Regions from separate parts of the Homo sapiens genome. Here region 2 is linked to region 1. The links are chromatin contacts, found by Hi-C or POLR2A ChIA-PET in ENCODE. All regions are on one chromosome and are shown on one strand. Each heading gives the region's core, a stretch centred on a gene start or an enhancer-like site at or near the end of the contact. The rest is flanking DNA. Distances are from core to core; before and after follow the strand shown. Region 1 holds the start of ZNF35 (zinc finger protein 35). Region 2 overlaps KIF15 (kinesin family member 15).

What was found. A loop is a pair of places that touch in the nucleus more often than their neighbours do. ChIA-PET counts read pairs that join two places held with the same protein, here RNA polymerase II (POLR2A).
Region 2: a loop to region 1 is called in a map with no recorded cell type, with 1.8 times the contacts of the local background. The contact joins the enhancer-like site here to the promoter of ZNF35 in region 1. A Hi-C loop is called at or near these places in 1 of 37 single-sample maps with no recorded cell type. POLR2A ChIA-PET finds 5 or more read pairs at or near these places in 2 of 52 experiments (AG04449 and endothelial cell of umbilical vein).

Annotation. Positions count from the first base shown.
Region 1 is chr3:44,645,351-44,651,523 of GRCh38, forward strand. It overlaps ZNF35 (zinc finger protein 35), which reads left to right and starts at 3,382. Exons shown (of 4, transcript NM_003420.4): 1 at 3,382-3,484; 2 at 5,591-5,909. The coding sequence starts at 5,718. ZNF660-ZNF197 (ZNF660-ZNF197 readthrough) reads left to right here. Exons shown (of 8, transcript NR_147692.2): 8 at 1-3,121. It overlaps ZNF197 (zinc finger protein 197), which reads left to right. Exons shown (of 6, transcript NM_006991.5): 6 at 1-3,121. All of the region lies in intron 2 of ZKSCAN7-AS1 (ZKSCAN7 ZNF cluster antisense RNA 1), which reads right to left. RefSeq lists enhancers at 3,067-3,626, 3,505-3,674, 3,755-3,864.
Region 2 is chr3:44,844,014-44,850,728 of GRCh38, forward strand. It overlaps KIF15 (kinesin family member 15), which reads left to right. Exons shown (of 35, transcript NM_020242.3): 31 at 3,972-4,044; 32 at 4,508-4,545. It also overlaps the pseudogene HNRNPA1P77. Among named protein-coding and RNA genes, the nearest start is that of MIR564, 15 kb to the right of the region's middle. Within about 2 kb of position 1,763, at least 6 of the 41 ENCODE cell types and tissues checked have a DNase peak (open chromatin) inside an H3K27ac peak, as active enhancers do.

The DNA of each region.
Region 1 (6,173 bases), core at 2,132-4,631:
AGATACTCATTTTCATAAGAGGAAGTATGGTGAATAGCTAACTGGAATTTAGTGTTCTAAGAATAATTTTGTTAAATTTACCTTTAAAAATATCTGAGGGAGTTACTAGATTATATATCTAGTTTATGTATATGGAAAAAAATGTTATGGCCAGCCATTAACAGTGATGCCAAGGAAAACAATTTATTTCCCAGCTTTTGAATTTGAAACTTAACAGATGGAGAGTGTCAAAATGGAAGGGCAGTGGTACCCTGCTTTCCCTATTCAGAGGGAAAAAAATCCTTGACCCGCAGTTGAGCTGATGATCCCTGCCACAGTCATTGTGAATTCTAATCAATATTTCATCATTGCTGTCAAATGATAGCCTGTTACTAATGAAACAACATTCTGTCCCAGCACTAAATTTACTGGGACATAAATTTTTCACATGGAGCCAAGCTCTTCACTGATTAAGCCAGTGCAGAATCCACTTGTGGGCAGTCAGTGCCCATTACCCCCTGTGAACCATTCTGTGCCCTTGAGTACATTTGTGGGTTTAACTCAGTCTATATTCTTAAGTTGGTAATTTTTATGTTGTAATTCTCAAAGTTCTGTTTCTGTAGCTGGACTATGAATAATACCTGAATATGAAGATTGTGTTTTTTAATAATGTCAAAGTGGTGTGTTGATTATCATAAATGTTATTAATTCAACCCCACAGTTTCTTGGGGGCTGGTTCCTCATTAGAGTGAAAGGTAGCCAAGAGTGAAAACTGGAAGGGGCCTAAGGCTTAAAGTCTTAAGACCTGGATGTGGTTCAGGTTTTGCCATCTGCCTCAGAAAAAATCTCTTCAGTTCTTGGAGCCTTGAATTCCTCATCTGTTAAACAGGAGGAAGAATATCTACCTCACAAAGTTCTTATGAGATAATGAATATAAAAATGTTTCATCCAGGTTGTTGAATCATCCCAGCTTATATAATAATTACAAAGGACATATGTACTTTAACAATGGAGAATGCTGTGATTTACCTCTTCACCGAGTAACAAAATGTCACATTGCTTAGATTGAGACAGCCCACATAATGTGCCACCTTCTGTGATGTAATAAGCTGAAAAATGTTCAACCTGAATTTAATCAAGCTTCTTGGACCTCATTGCCAGGTTACAGGAAATACAGGAGGCAGAGGAACAAATAAAAGACACCACGAGAAACAGACACATCCAGAACGTGGAATATTGCATAAGAAAGCTGCCCTGGATTCTTCAAAATATTATTATGATGAAAAAGAGAGGGGAGTGAAAATTGTTCAAGCTGTCTTGAGTCTGCTGTGAGTTTATTATACCATTCTCTGCTTTTGTGTATGTATGAAAATTTCGATATGAAAGGTATAAAACATGGATGAGGAGGCTTGTTTTTAAAAGATAATACTAGAGAGCCGTTAGGTACTAAGAACCAGAAATAGACTCACATAAATGGCCAATTGATTTTTGACAGGGGCAAAAGCAATTCAATGGAGGAGGGATCGCCTTTTCAGCAAATACTGTTGGAGTAATTGGATATCCATAGGCAGTAAACCAACAACTTCAGGACCTAGGACTGAGCTAAGAAGGCTCAGATGACTCAAAAGCATGCTCCTTAGAAGGAAAAAAAATGTTAAATTGGACTTCATCAAAATTAAGATAATTTACCCTGTAAGAGACCTTTTTACAAAGATGATATTACAGGTTGGGAAAAAATATTTGCAAATCATATCCAACAAGGGATTTGTATGTAAACTACATAAAGAACTTTCCAAATTTAACAGTAATAAGTAAATACAATTAGAAAATAAGCAAAAGACAGACATTTCACTGAAGTATAGATAGCAAATAAGCAAATGAAAAGATGTTCAACATCATTAGGCATGAGGGAAATGCAGAGTAAAATCGTGAGATATCACCTATCAGAATAGCTTAACTTTTTTTTTTTAATGGTGGTAACTGCTGGCAAGGATGAAGAGAAACAGGATCTCATACATTGCTGGGAATGTAAAATGGTACAGCCACTCTGGAATATAATTTGGCAGTTTCTTGTAAAACCACACATGTATATGTCATGCTTCAGGAATTGCACTTCTGAGCATTTATCCCAGAGAAATGAAAACTTGCGTTCACACAAAAACCTGTATACGAATGTTCATAGCAGCTTTATTTGTAATGGTCGAAACCTGTAGGCAACCCATATATCCTTCCTTAGGTGGTTAAAACAAATTGTGGTTTATGTATTACCATGGAATACTTGTTACTCTGCAATAAAATTGACTTATTGATATCCATAACAACTCAAATAAATTTCAAGGGAATTAATGCTGAGTGAAAATAATCACAAAAGGCCATATTCTGTATGAAAATATTCATATAACATTCTCAAAATGATAAAACTATAGAGATGAAAAATGGATTAATGGTTGCCAAAGGTTAGGGATGGTGGGAGGAAAAATGGGGAGAGGGTTGGATGGAACTATTAAAAGGTAGCACCAGAAAGGTCTTTGTGGTGATGGAACACTTGTGTATCTTGATTGCAGTGGTGGTTACACAAATCTATAGGTGCTATACCTATACACACATACTGTACCAATGTTGATTTCCTTTTTCATTTTATGTAAGATGTAACCATGAGGGGAAAGTGGGTGAAGGGTGCTATCTTTGCAACTTCCTGTGATTCTATCATTTCAAAATAAAAAGTAAAAACCAACAATGGCAACGAAAACCCAAAACTAAAGAGCTGTAACCAACTAAAGTGTGTGAAACTGATTTGAAAAAAAGTTATAAAATACATGTTTTAGGACAGTTGGGAAATTTGAATATGACTGGTTATTAGATGGTATTAGGGAATTTTTGTTGATTTTCTTACCTGTGACGGTGGTGGTAGTTTGAAGAATATTCTTAATCTTAAGGGATGCATGTTGAAGTATTTGGAATGAAGTGTTCTGATGTTTACAACTTTCAAAAAAATGATTTTAAATATGTATTGAGAGATCAGGCAAACATAGCAAAATGTTCATTGTTGAGTCCACATGGAAAATACGGGTATTCAATGTGCCATACTTTCAACTCTTCTGTACTCTGATATTTTCAAAATAAAACATTTGAGGGGAAATTATCAGGGCTTTCTACAGATTAATGCTGTGTAGCTTCAGGCTCTTGGGTGCGCGCCTCGCCTGAGTGTCTCATCCCTGCTTGGGATGCGCCCCTCCCTGAGGCTCACTTAGAGCTTCCAACAGCACAATCCTCCTAAGCGCTTCTGCCCCATCCCTGGTCTGGGGCGACATTGGACACCCATCGAGAGGAAAGCACCTCCGAGGTTCCTAGAGAGGCCGGCTTGGCGACTTGGGGAGCCGGAAGCCCATCCCGAGGCACTTCCTGTCCGGTCATTGTTCTCGTGCCGGTAGAAGCTGAAGTACCGGTCAGCCAGCCTCCTGCTGCAGAGCCAGTGAACTCAGGTCGGGCTTCTCAGCTGCGCACAGTGAGTGGGGTCGGAGGGGGTGGGCACGAACGTCGAGGGAGAAAAAGGGGCTCTCCCAGGGGCCATGGCCCTAGGAGCGGCCCCTGCGTCCTTTCCCCGGGGACACCAGCCTTGTCTGTCGGGGTGCGGGGGGCAGTGAGTTCCCCACCGCCTCGGAATCCCGGCTGCTGCCCACCTGGGGCCTGGTCCGGGAGAGGATGCACACGGACCGGCCAAGGGGCCAGATAGGTCCCAGGGACAGGGCCGCGAGGAGCCTATACGTGGAAAGAATGGATTGCCACGTTTGGAAATAGAGAAAGGACGTTGAAAGGGAGCCTTTGATAGAGGGCCCTGTGCCGTCTGGGACCGGAGGTCCGTCAGAATCTGATCAGAAGTCTGATGAGAGTACTCACTGTAGGCAGTCTTATACACAAGGTGGAACTAGTCTTAAGGACCTTCATACCAGATTGAATTCGGATAGTGATGGAAAGAATAGTCCTCCAGAATTAAGGTTTGTCACAGGAATGAAAGTATTGCATTACTTAATAAATTCAGTGTATACAGTAAGTGGCCAGTAAGTTGACATGGGGAAAAGAGTATGATCACTTCAATAGCAGCAACAGGGGATTGAATAAGATTTCGCACCCTTTTCCAATAAAACATTCAAAGGGGGTTAGAAAGAAAAATTTCAATCTCTTCATAAGCAATCAAACTAGTAAGGTTATTTTGCTCACAGGTTAAAAACAAAAACCCTGCTGGCTTAGCTGTGATAAAGGGTTACTGTCAATTAGTGGGGGTGTGAATTGGCATGGTGCTTTTGGAAAGCAATTTGACAGTACATATCAACCAGCAAATCCTTGAACCAGTAATTCTCTGATTATTCTAAAGGAATAATTCAGCAAAAAAAAAATATTTACAAAGAAAAACTTTTAAATATTAATAAAATGGAAATATAAACTTTTACTAAATAAATGGTTCATAAATAGAATATGATTAAGTAAATGATAATATAGCCACAATTTAGAATACTATGCCAGAATGAGGTAGTTCTATATGTGTTGTATTGAAAGATTGTTAAGACTATTGTGAAATACGGAAATTGAGTTAAAAAACAATGCAGGTTGCTGAACAGTATATAACTGTGATGATCTAAAGTATGTTTTTGAAAAATAAGCAATATGTGTGAAGGTGAACATATAAGTATGTAAATGCAGAGAAAATGGGTTAGGACTCCCATCTAAACTGATAAGTACTTTGTGTGTGTGTGTGTGTGTGTGTGTAGTGTGTGTAGGTTATATATTTAATTCTATATATTTCTGTATTACTTGATCCTTTTTCAATGAGAGTGAAGATTTATCAACACCATAGGTTATTGTGTAGCATTTAAAATAAGCATGAAGAATGGCAACATGAAAGTAATCTTTTTTTAAATCTTAAGTGTAATATTTTATCTCACAGGACATTTGGAAGCTATGGAAAATGTAAAAATCAAACAAAAAAAATGAAAAGAACCTTAAAACTACCTGTAATTACACCATCCAGAGTTAACTACCCACTGCTAACACGTTGGTATAAAGACTCCCAGTCTTTTTCTTGGGATCCTTTTGTTCACATTATTTTGTATCCTTGGCAATAAAAAATCTTTTTGTTGTAAAATCCTTTTTTAAAAAATGCTATGATGATAATTGTGAAAATATGTATCCCCAAAGTCAAAAACAAGAATTTGTAAAATCATAATTATTAGTAGTATGGTTGGAGATTTTCCTTTGAAAGAAATATCTTAAATCTTAAAATGTATAGTGGTTATCTCTTTGGAGGTAGACCGAGATGATTTTTCTTAATCATTTGCTGCTTTTAAGTTTTTACAATAAAAGTAAGTTAACTTTTAATCAGGAAAAAATCAATAAACATTATATAAAGCTGTTTGCAATGTGGTTATTATGGGAAGATATTACATATTTATAGTCCAACCCCTTCATCCTATGAGGGAGGAATAGAGGATTCCATGTCCTACATTGGCCCCTGGCCAGGCGCTGGTGAAATTTGCCGGTGTGGCATCCGGCAAATTTGCTAAGTGGCATCCAGCAAATCTCTCCTTGGTGCTAACAGTGTTTTCTGATTTCTCAGTAGGCAGTACTCATCTTGGCCCTGGGAAGAAACTCAAGAAGAAGCTTTTGAAACATAAAGCTTGGATGGGGTTTGACCTCTGCAGGGCAGCGCCCAGCTATAGGAGTTCCCCTGCTGAGCAGAGAAGATGACTGCAGAATTGAGAGAAGCCATGGCCCTAGCCCCATGGGGCCCAGTGAAGGTGAAAAAGGAGGAGGAAGAAGAAGAAAACTTCCCAGGTCAGGCATCCAGCCAACAAGTGCACTCCGAGAACATCAAAGTCTGGGCCCCAGTGCAGGGTCTTCAGACAGGCCTTGATGGATCAGAAGAGGAAGAAAAGGTAAACGGGGGCCTGAGAGGAAGAGGGGAGGAGATACTTGAAGACCTCAAGTAGTTTAAGAGGGGACTCTGCCCCTCTGCTTCCACACCTGGAGTCTTATTTCTTGGGTACAATTCTAGCTTCCAGTCTTTTGTAATAGGATAGAAACATTCCCTTCTGATTGATGTGACATTCAGTACTTTCTGTAAACCAGTGGTTCTCAAATTTTGCTACACAGAACCTGGAGAGCTTTTTATAAAATCTTGATGTCCATACTGTATTCTA
Region 2 (6,715 bases), core at 513-3,012, 200 kb after region 1:
TGAGTGAGAGTTTGGAGATGATAGTGGCCTGTAAAATTATGCAAGAAGTCGAATTGAATCAAAGTGGGATCTCCGAGATAGAAGCCCTTACCGAATTCCACTGACTGCTGTCCATGCTGTTGCCACAACATCTTTGACAGAGAAGCTTGTGCACTCCTGCAGCTCCCTGGCCCTGTCCAGAAACACCCCTGATATGAGTTGTTCAAAACCTAAATGAGGCAGGAGAGATTTGAGGATGGTAATGGTGGCTATGCTAAAATCTCTTCTTAAATGATTCTCTTCAAATTTTAGTGAGCATCAGAGATCTTATTCAGTAGGGCTGGAGCGAAGCCCAGAATTCTGCATTTTAAAAAAGCACGTGCCTCCCTTTGTAGGTGATTCTGATGTAGGTAGTCCACAGTCTGCTCACCTAGTTTTCATATGCTCCATATATGTCCAATTCTATTAAAGAAAAGCCTTATATTTAGTATACTGTCTTTTGTCAAGAGCTACTGTGAACATAGAACATTTCCGGATCATTTGTAAAATGAAAATTTAAAATACCGTATTTCAGAGATACGTCATAAGCTTACTACTTTTGCCCATGGATGCCACTAAGGATGCATCGTTCAAGTCTTTCTTCCCACTACCAACATATCTAAGTCAGAGTCTCTTAAATAGCCCGAATAGCTACAGAAGCTCTTCATCAGACGATTGAGCTTTGAAACAACCAATAAGAGTCTGGGGAGCCATTCTGAGTAGTGAGGAAAGCTCATGGATTATATAGCAATGAGAGACCCAAACACCAAGCATTCCAGGGCCTTTGGTTTTTCACAGATGGCACTGTGGAGGAGATGGATGCAGCCGTAAATCAAGGCGACACAAGGCAGATGAAAGAGTTGTGAAACCAAAGAGGGATGTCAAGAAAAGATTCTCAAAGACCAGGTGCCTGGTTAACTGTAAAAAAGATCTTTGTTGGTGGCATCACAGAAGACACTGAAGAACATCACCTAAGAGATTATTGTGAAGGTATGAGAAAATAGGAGTGGTTGAAATCATGACTGAGTGAGGCAATGGCAAAAAGAAGAGCTTTACTTTTTTAACCTTTGAGGACAGCCATGACTCTGCGAATAAGATTGTCTCTCAGAAATACCGTAAAGTACATAGCCACTACCATGAAGTATGGAAAACCATGTTGAAGAAAGAAATGGTTAGTACTTCAGCCAGCCAGAGAGGTCAGAGTGGTTCTGGAAACTTTGGTGGTGGTCATGGAGGTGGTTTTGGTGGGAGTAACAACTTTGGTCATCAAGGAAAAATTTCACTGGTAATGGTAGCTTTGGAGGCAGCTGTATTGGTGGATATGGGGGCAGCAGGGATGGCTATAATGGATTTAGTACTTAAATGATGGAAGCAGTTTTGGAGATGGTGGGAACTACAACGATTTTGGTAATTACAACAACCAATCTTCAATCAATTTTGAACCCATGAAGAGAAGAAACTTTGGAGACAGAAACTCTGGCACCTAAAAAAAAAAGAAAGAAAGAAACTCTGGCCCCTGTGGTGGCTGAGGCTACTATGTTGCCAAAACATCAAATCAAGGTGGCTAAGGCATGTGAAAGTTGCCAGTACCAGAATGGAGTCACTTATGTCAAAACCCTAACAAAGTGGAGTCAGGAGGCCCTAAAAAAGTTCTCACCGCACATGCCTATAATATACCTTATCACAAGAAATTCCTGCAGGTCCCACATGCCCCACTTCTGCACTCACCCTGCAACAGAGCTTATCACAGGAATTTTTCAGGCCTGCAGTATTTCAGACAAGCTGCCAGCACCAGGACAGTTACTCAGCAACAGCCATCTCCACCAATGAATAAACGCCAACTCCTGCACTGAGCTTCTGTGACCCGTGAGCTTTATTTCAAGCTTTATTTCATGGATTTCTCTTTGTCTTTAAAAGCTTTCCCTTTCCCCAACTCCCCTGGATACATTAATGGCCCGTCATAGCTTGCATACCCTGCAATTGCAATCCCTCTGCTATTCCTAGATAAACTTGTTTGTTCTAAAGAGCCTGTCTTTCTGAGTTTCTTTTTAGGTTGACAGGCAGTTCCAGTAGCAGCAGTAGTTATGGCAGTGGCAGAAGGTTTTAATTAATGCCAGGAAACAAAGCTTAGCAGGAGAGGAGAGCCAGAGAAGTGACAGGGAAACTACAGGTTACAACAGATTTGTGAACTCAGCCAAGCACAGTTGGTAGCAGGGCCTAGCTGCTACAAAGAAGATATGTTTTAGACAATACTCAGGTGTATGGGTAAAAAACTCAAGGACCGTATTTGTGACTAATTGTATAACAGGTTAGTTTAGTTTCTGTTCTGTGGAAAGTGTAAAGCAGTCTTAACAAAGAGTTTTAATGTGTTTTTTTTTTCCTTTGCACTCATCCTGTTGATTGCCAAATGTCATAGTCTGATCATGATGTTGAATAAATGTCTTTTAAAAGATGTTTTTCACTGGGTGTCGTGGCTCACGCCTGTAATTCCAGCACTTTGAGAGGCCGAGGCAGGCAGATCATTTGAGGTCAGGAGTTTGAGACCAGCCTGACTAACATGGTGAAACCCTGTCTCTACTAAAAATACAAAAAATGAGTCAGGAGTGGTGGCACGCACCTGTAATCCCAGCTACTCAGGAGGCTGAGGCAGGAGAATCGCTTGAACCGGGGAGGTGGAGGTTGTAGTAAGCTGAGATTGCACTGTTGCATTCCAGCCTGGGACAGAGTAGGACTCTGTCTCAAAAAAAAAAAAAAAAAAAAAGTTTTTCATTTCATAGCCTCACATTCCTTATATATAAAAGAGCTACTCAGAACCTTCTTTGTGAAAAATTAGAGAAAGGGCAGACTATAGCTCAGGGGCCTAATTCAGCTCACAACCTGTTTTGTAAATAAAATTTTATTGAGACATAGTCACACCCTGTCATTTTAATATTGTTGTGGCTACTTTTGCACTACAATAGCTAAGTTGAATAGCTGTGGCAGAGACCGCATGGCTCCCAAAGCCTGAAATATTTACTGTCTCGTTCTTGACAGAAGACGTTTGCCAATCCTTGGATTAGTGGACAGAAAACATATCTTTCCCTAATGATTTGGGGTATTTCTTCATTGAGGACTCATTACCATTTTTGTCTGGGCTGCCAGATTTGTTAAGGGAAAGAAACCTCACTGTAGCTTCTGTTTTCCTTCAAGAAATGGTCTTTTACTCACCAGTGAGAGAGATATTCCTAGAGAAGCCTACAACATTCAGGAAGGTTCTCCAAGGAGGGAGGGAGGGATGTCTCTCTGGTCCAGGGGCTGCACACAGAAACTCAACTTATTATCCTCACCTGGTCAGGCTCACAGAGATAGATGTATTATCTAGAATGTAATTTTCTTACTTTATATATTGGAACATTCCTTTTCCATGAAGACATATCTGGTGCTTGGGACATCTGGCCCTGGTGTCCACATACACGGAAAGGCAGAGTGGTTATCAGAAAATGCCAACTGACTATGGAACCTGAGCAAAAGAGAGTCAAGGACTCCACTAGCCTGAGGCCAGAGCGACCCTGCCTACCCAAAATGTGCCCCCTCCCAGCTGATCACATTCATACCAGGCTCTTGGCTCTTTCTTTCAGCCCCCTTTTGTTCACATTCGATCTTCAGATGTTACCACTTTTAACTAAGTTTCTACTGTATTTTACTTTCAACCAATCCTTGATTATATTTCCCACCTCATCTCATCTTGCTTTTGTACTGGGAGGAATCCTGAGTTCTGGGGAAGTGCCTTATTTCATCCCCATGTGTCAATCACATTTATCAACTGTACTGACTTGACCCAATCACAATAGAGTTAGCCTTTCTTTGTACACCTTGGCATTGCTGCATATAATGGATTTGAATTTGAAATTGATACTTGAATATACTTAGCAGTGTTTTCCTATGCCTCCTCCCACCCCTGTTAATCTATGCAGTGATCAGAATCATCCAGATAATCAACAGCTGAAGAATGAACAAGAAGAAAGTATCAAAGAAAGACTTGCAAAAGTAAGATTTTTTTTTATGTAATAGTTTCTTCTTGTCTGAGCAATGCTTTTATAGTTAGTATTTATGGTAGTATATTTTAGAAATCATTTTACTATTGAAATTCCTGTCTTTTCTGCATTTCCACTGTTTAGCATGATATTTACCATTAGTATTTAGACACAGCTGAGAATTAAGAATTTGTCTTCATGCCTACATGGCAAGCCTACTGCTCAGCATGCACACATATAATTCTCCATTTAGAAGCAAGTACCAAGGCCTGTTTGAAGCCTTAGAGGGCATAGTGCATGAAGTCTTGGAAATAGGTACTTACTTTATGTATGTGTAGCTGGCACTGTGGAAAAGGATATTGGTTTGATTTTATTCACATGAAGGAGAATGGGCTGGTTCCTTTCTATCTTTTTTAAGCAATGTTATTTAAGAACCTAAGCAATCTTTTTATTTTCTTTTTTTAATCTTCTTATAGAGTAAAATAGTTGAAGAAATGCTGAAAATGAAAGCAGAGTAAGTGTACTATTTTGTAATTTAAAATCTTGATCATCTTTTCCTTATTCTCCTCTAAAGGAATGATATACCACAAGGTAGGTAACTTCTTTCCTTCTGCAGTAATAAGTGAATTTAATAGATGTTTACAGATTTTTTTTTAAATACCATTTGCTAAAAGGGTTTCTCATGTGAAGCCACTTCAAAAGAAATCTTAAAGAAATAAATAGCAGGAAAAGCCTAGCTTCCCTTGAGGAATCGATGGGGCTTTTCCTCATGGACAATGAGAACAATGTAACTACCAGGTGTCCCTTTTCACTTCTGCTTCTGGTTTCCTCTGATTTAAAACCTGAGGCCCTCTGAGACCCAAAGATCAGTACTCTGATTTCTTCTGGTCTAGCCCTTGGGTCTCTTTATGTTTTCTAAAGCCATGAGTTTAATTTATTCATAAAGTTTTCATATTAATTCATGTAGCCTTATAAATGGCCTCACTCTTTGATGAGCAAGGTGTACTATATTTTCTGTAAAATTCAAACTAAGTAAGCTGGTTGGCATTAACACAAACAAAACAACATTAGAGAGCTATTGGGCTTTTTCTGGGTAGATACTCCTTATTAGGGATAGAGATCTTCAAACATTTTTGCTTATTATACTGATTTAAAGGATTTTGAAACATCATATACCCTCTTGCATATTTTTGAAGTTGACTTTATATCTAAAATTTTTCATTGTAAGTTTAAATTGTTACAAAGAATAGACATTCTGGGATATACAATATAGTGACATTTGAAAATAAAGCTGTTGGCTGGGCCCAGTAGCTCACGCCTGTAATCCCAGCACTTTGGGAGGCCGAGGCAGGTGGATTGCTTGAGTTTAGGAGTTTGAGATCAGTCTGGGCAACATGGTGAAACCCTGTCTCTATTTCTAAAATTTTTTTTAAATAAATTTTTTTAAAAAGAGAAAAGAAAATAAAGCTCTTGCCATTCTTTTAAAAGTATTTAACTAATTTGCTACTTTCTGTTTAAGAAATACATGAACAAATTTCCAAGTCTAAAATTTTACATTTTTCCTTTTTCCTTTGTAATTGAAGTTCCTTTCTACACCCTGCAGGATTTTATATTGATTTAATATATTTTCTGGAAAATTTTTTTATTGATAACCCCATCATACTACTTAACAATAAAATATATGTATGTACATACATACACACACACAAATTGAAAGTAATTTGTAAAAATTTATTTTAATCATATGGCTTTGTTATGTTTATTACCAATTGAGTTCACATTACAATTATTAATCAGTGTGCCTTAAATTTACTGGAAATTTTTATAAGTAATTATTATACTTAGGGAAAATTTTAGTGGAAATGCATCTCTTAATGTATTTTAACCTAATGCTTTTTCTTCAGTCAGCTCATTTTTCTGTTGTACTTCTCAAATGAGACAGGATTCAGCATCAACTCTATTCGTATTTTCTGCTTTTATAGATATAAATGCTGAGAAATCTTGTTCACATAGTTAAGTAAATGGCAATGAAGGAGTTTTGATAGGGTACTGTATTCCAGTTATTTGAACTTTATGCAAGTAAATATGTCAAAAATTACATGGTGATTTACCATCAAAAATTCTTTTTAATGATCAGCTGACAAAGACCACCCAATTTATGAAAGATTTGTTACCCAATCATTGATTCATTTGCTTCATAGAATCAGAGTATACATAGGAAAACAGCCTTTTCACCTGTGTATGAGCCATTCAGAGTCCGGCTCCTAGCTAATTAGTGGTAAAGCTAAGTCAGAAACCCAGATTATTTACAGGATTTTTGAGAATCCAGCTAGTTGGTTGAATTACAGCTATTTTAGAACTAATATCTATTTGAGGTCTTCTAGCAAAAAGAGTAAAAGCTATTTAACTTGGTGTATAGTTTATTTCATAGTCTAGTAACCAAGAGTCTTCATGATATGCTGTCTCTGGAACATACAGCAGGCCAAACTTCACTGCGGGCAAGTGAAGCACACTTCAGCAAACGGCATGCACTGTTTTATCAATCCCAGCCTACAACAGCAATTTTAAACGTTACGTTACCCATATATTTGTGAAGATGCTTTTAAAAGTAATGGGGAACCAATACAAAGCCAACAATGAATTGGGAGAGCATCAGTGCCCTTCTCCCCAGACTGTCCTTCTGA